3 separate regions of the Homo sapiens genome follow, and all the other regions are linked to region 1. The links are chromatin contacts, found by Hi-C in ENCODE. All regions are on one chromosome and are shown on one strand. The core of a region is the stretch at or near the end of the contact, and the rest is flanking DNA. Distances in the headings are between cores, read along the strand shown. Region 1 holds the start of STBD1 (starch binding domain 1). Region 2 overlaps SHROOM3 (shroom family member 3). Region 3 has its middle 16 kb from the start of ART3.

The links. Hi-C counts contacts between places; a loop is a spot of excess contacts on that map. Pooled maps may share reads with other maps.
Region 2: a map with no recorded cell type shows a loop between it and region 1 (2.3-fold over the local background). The contact joins the enhancer-like site here to the promoter of STBD1 in region 1. A Hi-C loop is called at or near these places in 2 of 168 maps with a recorded cell type or tissue (cardiac septum and prostate gland), 2 of 37 single-sample maps with no recorded cell type and 1 of 50 pooled maps.
Region 3: a loop to region 1 is called in a map with no recorded cell type, with 5 times the contacts of the local background. The contact joins the enhancer-like site here to the promoter of STBD1 in region 1. A Hi-C loop is called at or near these places in 16 of 37 single-sample maps with no recorded cell type and 13 of 50 pooled maps.

Annotation. Positions count from the first base shown.
Region 1 is chr4:76,304,243-76,309,305 of GRCh38, forward strand. It overlaps STBD1 (starch binding domain 1), which reads left to right and starts at 2,491. Exons shown (of 2, transcript NM_003943.5): 1 at 2,491-2,747; 2 at 4,902-5,063. The coding sequence starts at 2,528. FAM47E-STBD1 (FAM47E-STBD1 readthrough) reads left to right here. Exons shown (of 7, transcript NM_001242939.2): 7 at 4,902-5,063. The coding sequence ends at 4,931.
Region 2 is chr4:76,483,552-76,488,570 of GRCh38, forward strand. All of the region lies in intron 1 of SHROOM3 (shroom family member 3), which reads left to right. Among named protein-coding and RNA genes, the nearest start is that of SHROOM3, 51 kb to the left of the region's middle. Within about 2 kb of position 2,085, at least 2 of the 41 ENCODE cell types and tissues checked have a DNase peak (open chromatin) inside an H3K27ac peak, as active enhancers do.
Region 3 is chr4:76,056,570-76,061,308 of GRCh38, forward strand. It overlaps a transcript of ART3 not described here. Among named protein-coding and RNA genes, the nearest start is that of ART3, 16 kb to the right of the region's middle. Within about 2 kb of position 3,307, at least 4 of the 41 ENCODE cell types and tissues checked have a DNase peak (open chromatin) inside an H3K27ac peak, as active enhancers do.

The DNA.
Region 1 (5,063 bases), core at 1,241-3,740:
AGTAAGGAGGTGAGTGGTTGGCAAGTGAACATTACAGCCTGAGCTGCACCTCCTATCAGATCAGTAGCGGCATTAGACTCTCATAGGAGCACAAACCCTATGTGAACCGCACATGCAAGGGATCTTATATTTTTATCAGATTTTTTGAGACAGTCTCCCTCTGTCACCCAGGCTGGAGTGCAGTGGCATGATCATGGCTCACTGCAGCCTTCACCTCCCAGGCTTAAGTGATCCTCAGCCTCCTGAGTAGCTGGGACTATAGGCGCCACTGCCTTGCCCAGCTCATTTTTGTATTTTTCCATAGAGACAGGGTTTTGCTATGCTGCCCAGGCTGAAAGAATCTTATTTTATACAGTGACATTCATTCTCTTAAAAATATAGCTTTACGGTTACTTTTTATTATACATAAAATGAATTTCAAGGAACGGTAATATCCACATGGGCTAAAAATGCATATGGAATCTACGTAAGAAAAATGCCAATAATGCTCTAGGGTGAAATTACCTGGGGCTTTTAATTCATTCATTCAACCTGTACTTCTAAGCGCTCACTCCGGAGAGGTTACAGGTGCTAAGAATTCAGCAGAGAACAAAGGACAACCATCCCCGCTGTCATTTACACTCTGAAGGGAGGAAAGAGAAATTAAACCACAGACACACAGATTATAGAGTGTATTAGAAATGACGCCCTAAGTGCTAATGAGAACAATGGAGCAGGGGAAGGATATAGGGAGTAGGATTGTAATTAAAACTGGGATTGTCAAGGAAGGGCTGGGCAGGGGAGGGGGTAGTGGGGATGCAGATGACACTTGTGCCAAGACCTAAAGGGGATGAGAGAGAGAGGATGTCTGCAGGAAGGATGACTCTAGGCAAGGAAGCCAGTGTGGTTGAAGGTGGCAAGATGGAGATGAGTGCACAGTGGTCATGGGGAACAGATCCTGTAGGGTCTTAAAGGTTCTTCCGTGTGATCTGGAGCAACTGGAGGGTCTTGAGCAGAGAACTGGGGTGTTTTAACAGGATCACGCTGACTGGTGGTTTGAAAGTGGCCTGTGGGAGCTTGCTGTGTTTTGTTTTGCAGCAATGGGAAGGATGTGGTTGCCACTTCCTGAGATGGGGAAGGTGGGGAGAGTAGTAGGTTTGGGGAGTTAGGTGGGGAGTTCAGGTCTGGATGAGTTGGGTTTGAGATGTCTATTAGACATCCACGAGGAGATGCCCAGTAGGCAGTCTTCGCCCTCACCTCTCCTCTACCTCCTCTCTTATGATTACAGAAGTTGTGGCCTGCATCAAGGCGTGCATCAGCCTTCCAGTAACCCCACTGGCAGAACCTTGCACCCCGTTAAGGGCTACTGTCCATTCGGAGCAAGGGGCACATTAGATAATTTGCCCTACCAGAGAGAGCAATTATAGCAATTACTCCAAGGCAGGTGTTTGGTATCTGTGGCCTTTAGCAGTTGAATGTCGGAGTCCAAGGGAAAGGTGTGAGCTGCAGACATAGACGTGGGGATCATCAGCTTGAAGCTGTTGTGCAAAGTCATCAGATCAGCAGAGGAAAGGATTTACAAAGAAATATATATAACACCGCACAGGGTTGTTGTCTTGTGAGGATTAAATTAAATACACACTTAAAACATCCGGAATACAGACAGTGCTTAATAAAGAGCTGCTGTTTTTATTAACAAACTTATCTGTAGGAGCTCGTCCATGGACAACATCCAGTTCATACAGATGCGTGCGCATTTCGCAGCAGCCATACACGCCCAAAGAGGACGAGACTGGATGTGATTGAGCTGACTGGCATCTTTAGATGGATGGTCCTCAGTCCAGTCCTTCCATTTTACAGGCGAGGAGGCGGAAGCTTGGGGAGGCTAAGCGCGCTGAGCTGGCGGCGGAGCGGAGCTTCCACTAGGGCTCCCAGTTTCCCCGCACCGCGCCCGCCGTCCTCCGGGCCACCCATCCCACCCGAACGCGCCACCGCTCTAGCCCGCGCTCCAGCCCGCGCGTCACCGACGCCCGCGGCCTCTCCCACCTCTAAGTTCCAGGAAGCTCTCGGCCTCTAGCTGACCGCGTTGCTGCTGAGCTTCCCTGGGGAGAAGGCGCCGAGGTGCCCGGTGCGGGCCGAGGCAGGGCTGGGCCTCGCGGGCAGCAGGCGGAAGAAGGAAGGGCGGTGGGGCAGGTCCCGGCTGCGCGGGGCAGTTGTGCGCACTTGGGTTCTTCACGCGGGACACACGTGGAACGCCGACCCCTGCGCCCCTGGCCGCTGGCAACTGGCAAGGCCGGGAACAGAAAGTGTAGGGACAGAAGAGCGCTGGAGTCTTCCCCGGGAGGGAGCCCGGGGCTGCAGCCCAGGGGCGGGGAGCGGGGCGGGGCTGGGAAAGTTGAGTACTGGTCGCTCAGGGCCGGGCTCCGCCGGAGTGCCCGGCGCAGAAACCGTAAAAGGCTGGAGCGGGCGGGGTAGGTGTGGCTCTGTGTGCGTGACCTGAGCCCCGGTCCCAGTCCCTGTAGTCTCCTGCGGCCGCGGCCTCTCAGCCATGGGCGCCGTCTGGTCCGCCCTGCTGGTTGGAGGGGGTCTGGCCGGAGCACTTTTCGTTTGGCTGCTGCGGGGCGGCCCTGGCGACACCGGGAAGGACGGGGATGCGGAGCAGGAGAAAGACGCCCCTCTTGGGGGAGCTGCGATTCCGGGAGGCCATCAGAGTGGCAGCAGCGGACTGAGCCCTGGACCTTCCGGGCAGGAGCTGGTCACCAAACCAGGTATTCTTCCCCCCGTGACTCCAGGGCACATCTGCCAGAGCTTTGAGGTTCATCGAGGAAGGGAGCAAAGAGACAAACCCACCTGGAGCTTTCCTAGGGGCCCATTCCTGCGGACGGGCTCTCCTAAGGGGACTGGGCCATCCCCACGCCCCTCGGTTTCCCAGGCTGGTTGGTACGCGCAGGCAGGTTTCTTGTCTGGTCCTCCAAGGGCCGCGCCCTTGCCGAGTCCCTCAGCGCCCGCGCCTGAGGACTTGGTCCTGCCCCTCCGGCGGGGATGAGCTCCTCCACTTGGCGGCGCTTGGTGCAGTGCGGGCGGCTGCAGTGGCGGCGCCCCTTCCCGGCCTTTGGAAAGGGGGGCTTAGGTTTAGGGGATCCTACAAGCCTCTTCGATCTCTGCCCAAGCAGGGACATTTTCTAAGTCCCAATCCGGGTAGTCTGACATCCTCCCATCGCACAGCCCATGAAGAGCTGGGTTTGGGAACACCCGAACTGCGGGCGCCTCCTGCTATCTGGATGCTTCTTTAGGAAGGCAAAGTTCAGGTTGGACTCTGGCCATGAAGGCTGTGGCTGAGGCCCTGGGGATGTGCCTTGGTCACCCCTTTCAGCACTGTCGGCAGTCCCCTCCACGCTGCCCCAGAATAGGGCCGGATAGTCATCCCTAGGAAGGGACTACTTAAATAGGGGACCCAACCCTGATGAGTAGAATTGACATCTGGGTTTAAATTTCTGTATTTTAGGGACCGTTTGCTAAGCAGAGAGCGAACACTGGCAGAAAAGCTTACCGTCCAGTGCCCTCCCTTGGCAAGCTGCCCATGCCTGGACAGAAGCCTAATGGTGAAAATGACATCTGTGAACTTTATTTTTAGCCCAGTGGTGTTCATGTGCAGCCATATGAAAATCTGCCCGTGTGCCTTTACTGTGATTGGTCTGGGATGCCTAGACAGTTCACTTATCTTTTTTCTGAAGACCAATCTCATGCTTTAGGTTGAAAAGTTGGGAATCCAGAATAATATTTGTTCATTCTCACTTCCAACTCCCACCATCACCGAGGCGGGCAAATCACAAGGTCAGGAGTTCGAGACCAGCCTGGCCAATATGGTGAAACCCTGTCTCTACTAAAAGTACAAAAATTAGCTGGGCGTGGTAGTAGGCGCCGGTAGTCCCAGCTACTTGGGAGGCTAAAGCAGGAGAATCGCTTGAACCCGGGAGACAGAGGTTGCAGTGAACCGAAATCGTACCACTGCACTCACTCCAGCCTGGGTGACAGAGCGAGACTCCATCTCAAAAAAAAAAAAAAAAAAGGGATAAAATGAAACAAGACTGTTGTCCCCATACCACCACCACCCCCACACCACATAAAACCACAGCTGTGCTGATTGTATGTATGATTTGGAGATTTCAATCTTGTAGGGAGCTATTTGGACTACCAATGGCATGGCCAAGAAGGAAACTGCATTTTTAGAGGACTTGGATTTTGTATTTTTAAGAACGTTTTTTAAAAAATGCTTACAATGGAAGGGGATACAAAACACCGTTTTGTTGGGGAGGTTCCTAACGCATATGGGATTGGCAAGGAGAAACCAGCCCCTTCCCCCAGTTCTCCCTCCACTCCTGCCCAGGGAAGCACTACTGTTCTCCGTATCTCCCCAAGGTGACAGCTCCTGCTGATCTGCCCGCAGGTCTGCGAGAGCCAATCCCTGCCCTGCATGCCTCCCCTGGGAGAACAAGTGTACTCTTCTGGTTTGTAACGTAGCCACGCAGCCCTTTGCCCCACAGCCTGGACAACATTCTTTGATGATAGGAGCCAAGCAACTTAACTTGGCTGCATGCCAGTATGGCCTGGACTGTGGAGACTGGGGACCATGGGGGGGTTACACGTCTGCCTCTACAGCTTACCACTTCATTTACACTTGTGCTGGCACACTGATACTCCTGGATGTCCCTTTTGTTGTCAGATATACATGTGTATTCTTAGAGCACAGTGTTGGGAGCATACTGGTTAATTAAGTAGTACTTGATTTTAATAGAGGGGGACTTTGTGAATTGCAGATTGATTAGTAGTAAAGCTTTCAGTAACTAAATCTATTTTCTCAGCCTGACTTTTTTCTTAAATGAACTACCTGACTCTATTACATTTTTCCTTTGATTTCTTAGAGCATCTTCAAGAAAGCAATGGACATTTGATTTCTAAGACCAAAGACCTTGGTAAACTGCAAGCAGCATCATGGAGATTGCAGAATCCTTCCAGGGAAGTCTGTGACAATTCAAGAGAACATGTTCCTTCTGGACAGTTTCCAGACACAGAAGCTCCAGCTA
Region 2 (5,019 bases), core at 835-3,334, 180 kb after region 1:
GTGTAAATTAGTTCAACCATTTTAGAAGACAGTGTGGTGATTCCTCAAGATCTAGAACCAGAAATACCATTTGACCTAGCAATCCTATTACTGGGTATATACCCAAAGGATTATAAATCATTCTATAAAGACACACGCACACGTATGTTTATTACAGCACTATTCACAATAGCAAAGACTTGGAACTGACTCAAATACCCATCAATGACAGACTGGATAAAAAAATATGGCACGTATATACCATGGAATAATATACAGCCATAAAAAAGGATGAGTTAATGTCCTTTGCAGGGGCATGGATGAAGCTAGAAACCATCATTCTCAGCAAACTAACACAGTAACAGAAAACCAAACACTGCATGTTCTCATTCATAAGTGGGAGTTGAACAGTGAGAACATGTGGACACAGGGAGGGGAATATTACTTACTGGGGCCTGTGGTGGGGTGGGGGGCTAGGGGAGGGATAGCATTAGGAGAAATACCTAATGTAGATTGACGGGTTGATGGGTGCAGCAAACCATCATGGAACATGTACATCTATATAACAAACCTGCATGTTCTGCACATGTATTCCAGAACTTAAAGTATAATAATAATAAAAAGAACAGATGATGTATCCAGAATGATTTTTTTTTCTGTCTATAACCTTTAGTTAGCAATTTCTATCAAGGCAATGCTAAACTCATTATGAACAGGAAATAGATGATACAAAACAAAGCAAATTAAAAAATAGGTCTGGGCCAGGTGTAGTGGTTCATGCCTGTCATCCCCGCACTTTGAGAGGCTGAGGGGGGAGGATTGCTTGAGGCCAGGAGTTTGAGATCAGCCTGGGCAACATAGTGAGACCTCATCTCTTAAGAAAAAAAAAAATTTGCCAGGCATGGTGTCTCACACCTGTAGTCCCAGCTACTTGGGAGGCTGAGCTGGGAGGATCATTTGAGCCCAGGAGTTGGAGACTATAGTGAGCTATGGTTTCACCACTGCACTCTAGCCTGGGCTACAGCCTGAGACCCTTACTCTAAAACAAACAAACAAACAAACAAACAAACAAACAAACAAAAAGTCTTAGGAGAGCTGATTACAGTTTAGCGGAAGCAGCCTTTTGACTTTCCCTTCTTTTAATACCAGGGATTTTACTTAGATTGCAAAACTGTGGATGTTTTGTGGCAACTTGGAGTCTCAACATCTATTAGCAAAAAAGTAAGAGGATTGTAATTACAGTCTAAGCTTCGGAGCTGGTTGGGCCTGACATTTGAGAAAATGGATAAGGCCAGCCCTTTGTCTCCCTCTGCCCCCACCCGCTTCCCTCTCTGGGACCCAAGCTCTCTTGCTGCCCAGCCAAACCTGTCGTCTTGAGAAGGCACTGAAGCTGCTGACCCTTTCTGCTCTGCCCACCAAAATATAACCACCCACAGTCTCTGTTCAGAGATGGAATCCAGTGAGATACCTATAATACATTCACAGTAGATGTCAGATAATAGAAGAACTCACTCTTCTCATATCACATGGGAAACACACTGTTGTCGCCTTTCCATCCTGTTTCAACAATTCAGATTATCTCAAGATTCAGAAGCTGCGATGTTAAATTAGGGGTCAACTGTCCCTTGCCCCCCTCCCTTGTGACCTCACTTTCCTGTCTCTCATTGATACTTGCTGTCTGCAAATAACCTGGACTCTGGGTACTTTTTTCATGTGAAAGGAAGGATTTTGAGCTCTTTTTGGCTAAAGTTGATAAGAAGGATTGGAAAGTAGCTTAGTTCCTAATTGAGGTTCTCTCCCTGTCTCTAAATATAAATAGAAAAACTCATGGAACATTTGTGAGAGAAGAGTTATATGTTTAGTTGCTTAGAACATTTTATTTTAGAAATAAATATTTAGGGATACAGCCATTCATGGTGTTTTCATGAACTTATCCCTTATGAATGCATATGATATGTTCATTCACCTCTTTGTAGAAGCTTTGATCGTTTTGCACAAAACAGGAAGTAGTAGTAGTGGCAGTATGGATTTGGGAGGGTGAAGTTAGCTTTGGCCAGGTGATCTCTGCATATCAGACTATTAAAGGCAGCGCCTTTACAGAATGTTGGCTGGGCTGTGACTCATGCTTTGCTTTGCACTCCCTAAAGAGGCTTTATGTATCGCCTCTTTGTCCTTTCCCAAGTCATTTGAAAATAAATAGAAGAGAGAATAATGTGATCAGGGGCTCTAATTGTATTTATTGCTTATGTAGGGTTGTAGTAGATACAGGGATGTTTCCTTATTCTTTATGTCTTGCACATCTGAAATGTGTCATAATAAATGATATTTTAAAAAACTAAACAGAACAACTAGTTTTGGGAATTTGTCCTACATAGTCATATGACTCATCTGCATAGATCCTAATATGATCATAGCTTGGCCATTTCCATTTTTTCTGTTTTTCTCCTTCTTAAACACAAGTGGAATTTTTATTTTATTTATTTATTTATTTTTTGCGTTTTTCAATCTTGGATAGGACTAGTTGCTTCCCACCTTTTCTGAGGTACAGAAAAAAATAAGTGCGTGCTGCCATTTGCTTAAAGATCAGCAGTTTCCATCTCTGCAGGTCAGAAAGGAAGTGAATACAATGTATTGGATCAATAAGCACAGATATTTGCAATACTAACTATACCAATTTCAAAAACACAGTAAGTTGTATATTTAATTGAAAGTTCAGAAAGGACAAACAGTAGATGACAGCTAATACAGTTTGAAAAGAATGTTTAAAATGTGCAGACAAAAGATTATTTGCCTATAAACAAGATTGATAATTTATAATCATGTGATGGATTGAATCTCTTTCATAAATATTTGAATAAGATGGGATCAAGGCAGTAAAGTTGATCATGAAGCTTTACCTTGTCAATCCTCATGAGTGTTGACAATACCTGTTGGGAATAAACCCTGTAGCCTGGCTGACCAACTGATATCTATATCCCAATCCACTGGCACATCAATAATTTTTGTAAAGTAAAAAGAAAAAGAGGGAGAGGGAACTGTTTGTTTGATGGTGGATGGAGAAAGTGTCCCAGGAAAGAAAGCTACATGCTGGTGTCTTAGTGGCAGCCAGGACCACCCTGTGTGGACATGTAGTTTGTACTCTGCATGACTCCTGGGGGCATCATTCACATAGATTCCTAAAGGAATGACGCTCTCTATGGTTGTACAATCTCAGCCCTAGTGGTAATCATTTATTTGGCAATCTGGAAATGTTTCCAGAAGTATCCCTTGTGAAGGACAAAGGTCTACTGTGTATCTTGCATATTTCATTATTAACCCTGTGACTTGTGCTGAGTAACTACTTAATATCTATTCAGTGCTAAAATAAGAGAAAGGCAACTTTAAAAAAAAAACCTTTTTGAGACATAATTCACATATTATAAAGTTCACCTGCCTATAGTATACAATGATTTTTAGTATATTCATGGAGTAGTGCAACTATCACCACGATCAATTTTGAAACATGTCATCACCACCCCACCCCCAGAAAAATAAACCTCATGCCCATTAACAGTCATTCTCTGTTCCTCTCTTGCCCCAGCTCCTGGCAACCACTTATCTACTTTCTGTCCCTACAGATTTGCTGATTCTGGACATTTCATATAAATAGAACCATATACTGTGTGGCTTTTGGTGGCAAGTTTCTTGCACTTAACGTAGTGTTTTCAAGGTTTATCCATGTTGAAGTAGCATATATCAGTACTTTATTTCTTTTTTATTGCCAAGTTATATTCCACTGTATGGCTATACCACATTTTATTTATCCATTCTTTAGTTGGTGGACATCTGAGTTGCTTCTACTTTTTTGGCTATTATGAATAGTGCTGTTGTGAATATTCATGTACATTTTGTTTGTGTGGACATAAGCTTTTAATTCTCTTAGGCATATATCTAGGAGTGAAATTGCTGGAGAGAAAGGCAATTTTAATTTAGAAATCTCTACATTATTTGCTTTTATATTTAAAGTCATCTTATTAATGGTATATATCTGGCTTGGCTGGTAATTCTGGGTCCTGTATCAAACCTCCGCCTTACAATCCCCATCCATGTTGTGAGCCGGTAGGTGAACCACAGAAAATTGAAATGTACTACTGGGTTAGTCTCTTTGAACAGGGTCATACTTACATTGAATTCACTCTGATTTATTATTTTGCTACTGCACTTGGAACACAGACAGTATTCACTAAGAATTGGAACTATAGACTAGAAACAGAGGTTCCCTGTTTTCATTAGTCAACTCTCAAAGGATGGAAGCAGCCAATTTCAGACTATTCTAGGGCTCTTGCTCTCTTAGTTGCTTGCCATCCTTCTTTCTTTTGGCCTTTTTGCATTTCATTAGTGTCACTTACAGAGCTAAGAGAACACAGATAATTCATCCAAAGTATTTTTATAGTCTTTAGGTGAAAAGAACTTTTAATATGTGTGTCATCTTGGTTTCTATGTCCCTTGTAAATTATGTTGTTTACCCTGAAACTATGAAGAAGCTGCAGTTGACTTCCTTCAACCTAATCTTAGCTTCTAGTATTGTGCTATTGGAGTTATTATTGAGGATGATAAAAAGAGTGTATAGTATTGAAGGCAAATTGTTTAAGTGTGTAAATTATAATTTGTTTTTTTTAAAGGGGGTTCACTAACAGACTAAGGACCATCAGAAAGATTTTTTTAAATAGACCATATTTTTAGCAACGTTACACATAGTTGTAGTGGTTATGACTTTGCAAAATAAACATCGTCTTAGAATTGAGGTCCTAGAATTAATGGACTTAAGTCTGATTTTTAATGGGCCAAAGCTATTTAAACTGTACATGCATTAACAATTTTCTTAGTGGCATGTATACTTGAGTAGGAGGTTATAAAGAGTAGACAATGAGAATGATGCTGTTTGACTTTTAAAGGGAACATTGTTTCATTGGAGAGGAATAAAATATGGACTTCTCTTTAAGCAAGGCAGTTTGCATTTCTGTTGGCCAGATTTCTTGAGAATGTGATAAAGCATTAGCC
Region 3 (4,739 bases), core at 2,057-4,556, 250 kb before region 1:
CACCAGAGTAATGGGAGGATGGGTTGGGGGTGGACAGTGTGTGTGAAGAGACCAGGAAAGGTGCAAAGTTCCTGTTGCCCATCAGGCTGAGGAGGAGAAAGAAATGTATTCCTGACATCTCACGTTGAGATTTAGAATACCTTTCTCCCTAGGAAAAAAAATACGTACTAGATTAGATTTCTAGGCTAGCCTGCTAAAATAGTTTCCTCATAATGAACTTGAAATACAGATTCTAAGTATCATGAGAAAAATCTTGGTAGAAAACAGTGGGTTATCAAATGAACTTTTGAATTAGGTTCCACTAATAAGAGGGGAATCACCTGTAAATTAGAATTAAAGAAGAGTTAGCCATACTTTAGTAGTTTATCATGGCTTACACATATTCATTAAGATTATTTACTATTAATTCTTTAAAAATTTAAAAAATAATAGTGACACTTTTGAAGAGTATTGATTAGTTATTTTATCAAATATCCCTCAGTTTGTCTTATCTGATATTTTCTCATAATTGGAATGAGGTTTTGTATTTTTGGCATGAAAACTACAAAATTATGTTTTCTTTTCAGTATGTTGTATCAGGGTTCATAATATTGATATGTGTTATTATTAGTGATGTTTACCTTGATTATTTTATTATATTTGCGATCTACTAGGAAATACCTTACAGGTTGGAGGAGACTTAAGAGAAATAACTAAATGCAATGTGGGTTCTGACAGGAACCTAGGAAAAGGATATTAGTGGCAAAATTGGTGAAATTAAAAGAAGGTGTGAAGTTTAGTTAACAATATTCCAATGTTCCAATTGGTTCCAAGTACCAACGCTCATTTCCTGTTCTAGATAATTGTACTATGGTCATAAAAGATGTTAATATTAGGGGAAGAGGAGTGAAGGAAATAAAGGTACTCTCTGTACTATCTTCTGTAAATCTAATATTAACTCAAAATAAAAAGTTAAAAAATAATGCTATCTAACACTTATATAGTGCTTCCTATTTGCCACATGTACTCTGCATCTATTAACTCTGGCTCTTTTCAACAACCCTGTGAGGGGAACTGCTATTATCACTATTTGACATATGAGGAGACCTAGATACAGAGAGGTAAGAAGCATGTCCAGTGTCACATGGCTGTGAATTGGTCACATAGCTAGAAAGTGGCTGAGTTGGGATTTGAACTGAGGCACTTTGGATCCAGAAATCAATTACAGCATACTGGCTTTCAATGTGCTATATATGCGCATAGTTTAAAAAGATTCAGTTATACTCTTCTGTGAAGCAATCTCTGTTACAAGTTTTTTGGCTTTTCTTTTAATCCTTCAAAGAATAATTTACTTTCGAACATTGATAGGAAAGCAACTCACTTTGGTTTTTATTTGTAATATTCAGAGCTGTGCTATGACCATGTTTTAGTCTCTCTTCAGAATCTTCTGATGGCATGCTAACAATTGTAGATGGCAACTGTGTTGGAAACTAGGGGATCCCATCTGAGTTGGTCAAAGTCTGTGAGTAAAGTGCTAATTGCTCATGATTACTATGTTATGATTAAGTACAATATGATTAAGTAGACTCAAACTTCATTCAGAATTTAACCAAATTCTGCAGTTGCTCTCATGAGTACTTTGGTTAGTATGAATGCCTTTTTCATTTTACTATTGGAATTACATTTTCTTAACTCAAAAACTGTCAGCTATTGTAACAATGACTTTGTTTGTAGTCTTTAAAATTGAAGAAAGAGTACAACATGAATTACTATACATTAGACCTTTGACAGTCTGAATGAATTGCTTGAGTTTGGTCTGATTAGTGTACCTAATGTAGAGACTGAGCTTCCTTAAATTGCCAGAGGTGTAAAGTTTCACAAGGTACTGGTTGCTGTAAAGGAAGAATGACTTTGAGTTAAATAGAGAGTTGATTAAATGCATATATTGACAGTTACTGACTCAGTAAGCTTCATAATTCTAGGAATCAATCACTGCTGATTCATATGTTTAGATATATTCATTTCTGTCTTTCTGTTTCTTAGGCCAAAAAGAAAAAAGAAAACCAATATTTAAGAGGTGAGAAAAGTAACAGGAATTTCCTATCTATTTATACACATACACACAAACACAACAAACCTGTAGTCTTTGCTGCAGAAGCAGCTTGTTTTTCATTCCATAGGGTATTTTTTTTTCTGTGCATTGAATTAAAATTTGTAAACAGCAGGAATTGTGGCTTGTTAAAAGAAAAACCTTAGACAAATTAAATTTAGCAGAGCTTAATTGAGCAAAGAATGATTTGTGAATTGGGTAGCCCCTCAACCAGAATAGAGAGGTTCCAGAGCTCTGTGTGGTGAAAGAAGATTATGGATAGAAAAAGGAAAGTGACGTAGAGAAAATGGAAGTGAGGTACGGAAACAGCTGGATTGATTACAGCTTGAAGTTTGCCTTATCTGAGCATAGGTTGAACAGCTGGCTGTCCTTGATTGGCTGAAACTTGGTGATTGGCACAAGAGTAGATTACAGTCTGTTTACACATCCAGTTAGGTTACAGTTCACTGTGTATGAAGAAACCTTTAGGTTATAGTTCACAATGTATGGAGAAACCTTTAGGTTATAGTTCACAATGTATGGAGAAACCTTTAGACTGAACTTAAAATATGTAAAGAGACAGCTTTAGGCTAAACTTAATTTAACAGACTTTTTGGTTGCCTTTGGATTGGTGGGGCAGGGGAAGAATCTAATAGCAGATATTTGCTTTGCAAGGTCCAAAGATCAATTTTGTTTTCTTGCTGTCTTCTCGTTATTTTCTCTTGTTTTTTTTTCTTTTTTTTTTCCTGAGCTTTATTTGCATCTCCAGTCCTTTTCTCTATCCTTACTTTTTAATTGACTATAATATGGAATTGAATTTTTTAAAAAATCTGTTAAATTTATTTTTAAAAGTTTATTTCTTGGTCTTGCATTTAAAAGGCTGTGAATTGAACCTTTCTTCTTTAACTAAAAAAAACTGTAATTAAGTGGCTTTTTTCTTAAATATGTTCTCAACTAATTTTCCTCCTTGTAGGTAGCTTAAAGGAAAAAGAAATGTCCTTTCAGTACTCTCATTACATATTCAGGCAATCCCAATTTGTATGGACAACTAAATTAAAGTAACAAGTGACTCTGACAATTTAGAGAAATGAATTAGTAAAGTTTAGTAGCATTAAGCACAGGAGGATTTACTTAAGAGAAAAAGCAGGCAAACTTTATAAACACAAGTTGGAGAACTATCAAGTTTGTACATGTCTCACAGAGATGAAGAATACAGAATAAACCACTGGCCAAATATAAGTTAGATATGTAACACTAACACATAGAATTAGCAAAGAGGATGTTGTGGGTTTATATGGAAGAAATCTGTTTGTGAGTCACTGGTTAGGAAATCAGAACCTACTTTCCTATAGATGTCAAATGGTAAGGGTGATTGTTCAGTCTGAGAGGTCCCTCCAGGGCAAGGAACCTTGTCTAATTTATCTTCCATCTCATCCTGTTGCCTTGCATGGAGTCAGGTCTTAAAAAACTCATTTCCGTAGTTCCTGGTTTATAAAGTCTAATTAACATGTAAGATACCCCAAATTCAAGCCTTTGTCCTATTTTCTTCTTAACCTACTGATGTCAGATGTTTTTCTATTTTGGAACATAATACTGTTGTAGAATATTGTGGAATCATAAGTTACTGATTAAGTTACTGATATCATAAGTACATTGGTAATATATAACCAAGCCCAAAGAACCCTTATTTCATATCAGTTTGATTTATTTTGGCTGTGACAATCAACTGTTTTCTCTCTCATGAAAATCTCTTTTCTTGAGGCTTCTTATTCTCCTTCTCAATCTCCTTCTTGAAATCTTGTCTCTCTCTGCACCTAAATGCTAGTGTTCTCTAGGGTATTATGCTCTCTATCTGCAAGCCTACACACCTATTGGCTAACATGGTAGGCAGAATAATTATTCCCCAAAGATTTCCATGCCCTAATTCCTGGAATCTGTGAATATGTTATATTACATGGCAAAAGGAACACTGGACTTATATTATGGACCTCAAAATACATATATACATTGGGTGGACCCACTGTAATAACATGGGCACTTAAAAGAGGAAGAGGAAGACAGAGCAGTCAGTTAGAGAGATGCAGTGGAAGAGGCAGGAGGTATTTGATTATGAGAGATTCCACTTGCTGTTATTGGCTTTGAAGATGGAGAAAGTGGACCACAAACCAAGGAATGTGGGTGGCCTCTGGAGTCTGTGAATAGCCCTCAGCTGACAGTCAACAAGGAAACACAGGTCTCAATCTTAAGTCTTCAAGAAACTGCATTCTGCTAACAACCCGAATGAGCAAAGAAATTGATTCTCTTTTAGACTCTCAGAAAGTAACTTAGCCCTGCCAACACTTTGATTTTAGCCTACAGAGATCTATGTTAGGCTTCTGATCTAGGAACTTTAAGATAAGAAATGTGTATTATTTTAAGCCACTAAGTCATGATAGTTTGCACAGCAACAGTAACAAACTATTGCAGCTAATGACTCTCAAATTTAAATGACTATCTCAGATCTTTCTCTGAACTAGTCAGTTGCCTATTGGATAGCTTCTCTACAGTATCTGGCTGGAACCTCAAACTCATTACATTGAGATAAAACTCTTTTCCCTAAAACCTGCTCATATTTTTTATCTTGATGTTGCTCCTAACCATTCAGACTCCTTAGCCAGAAATCTGGGGGTCA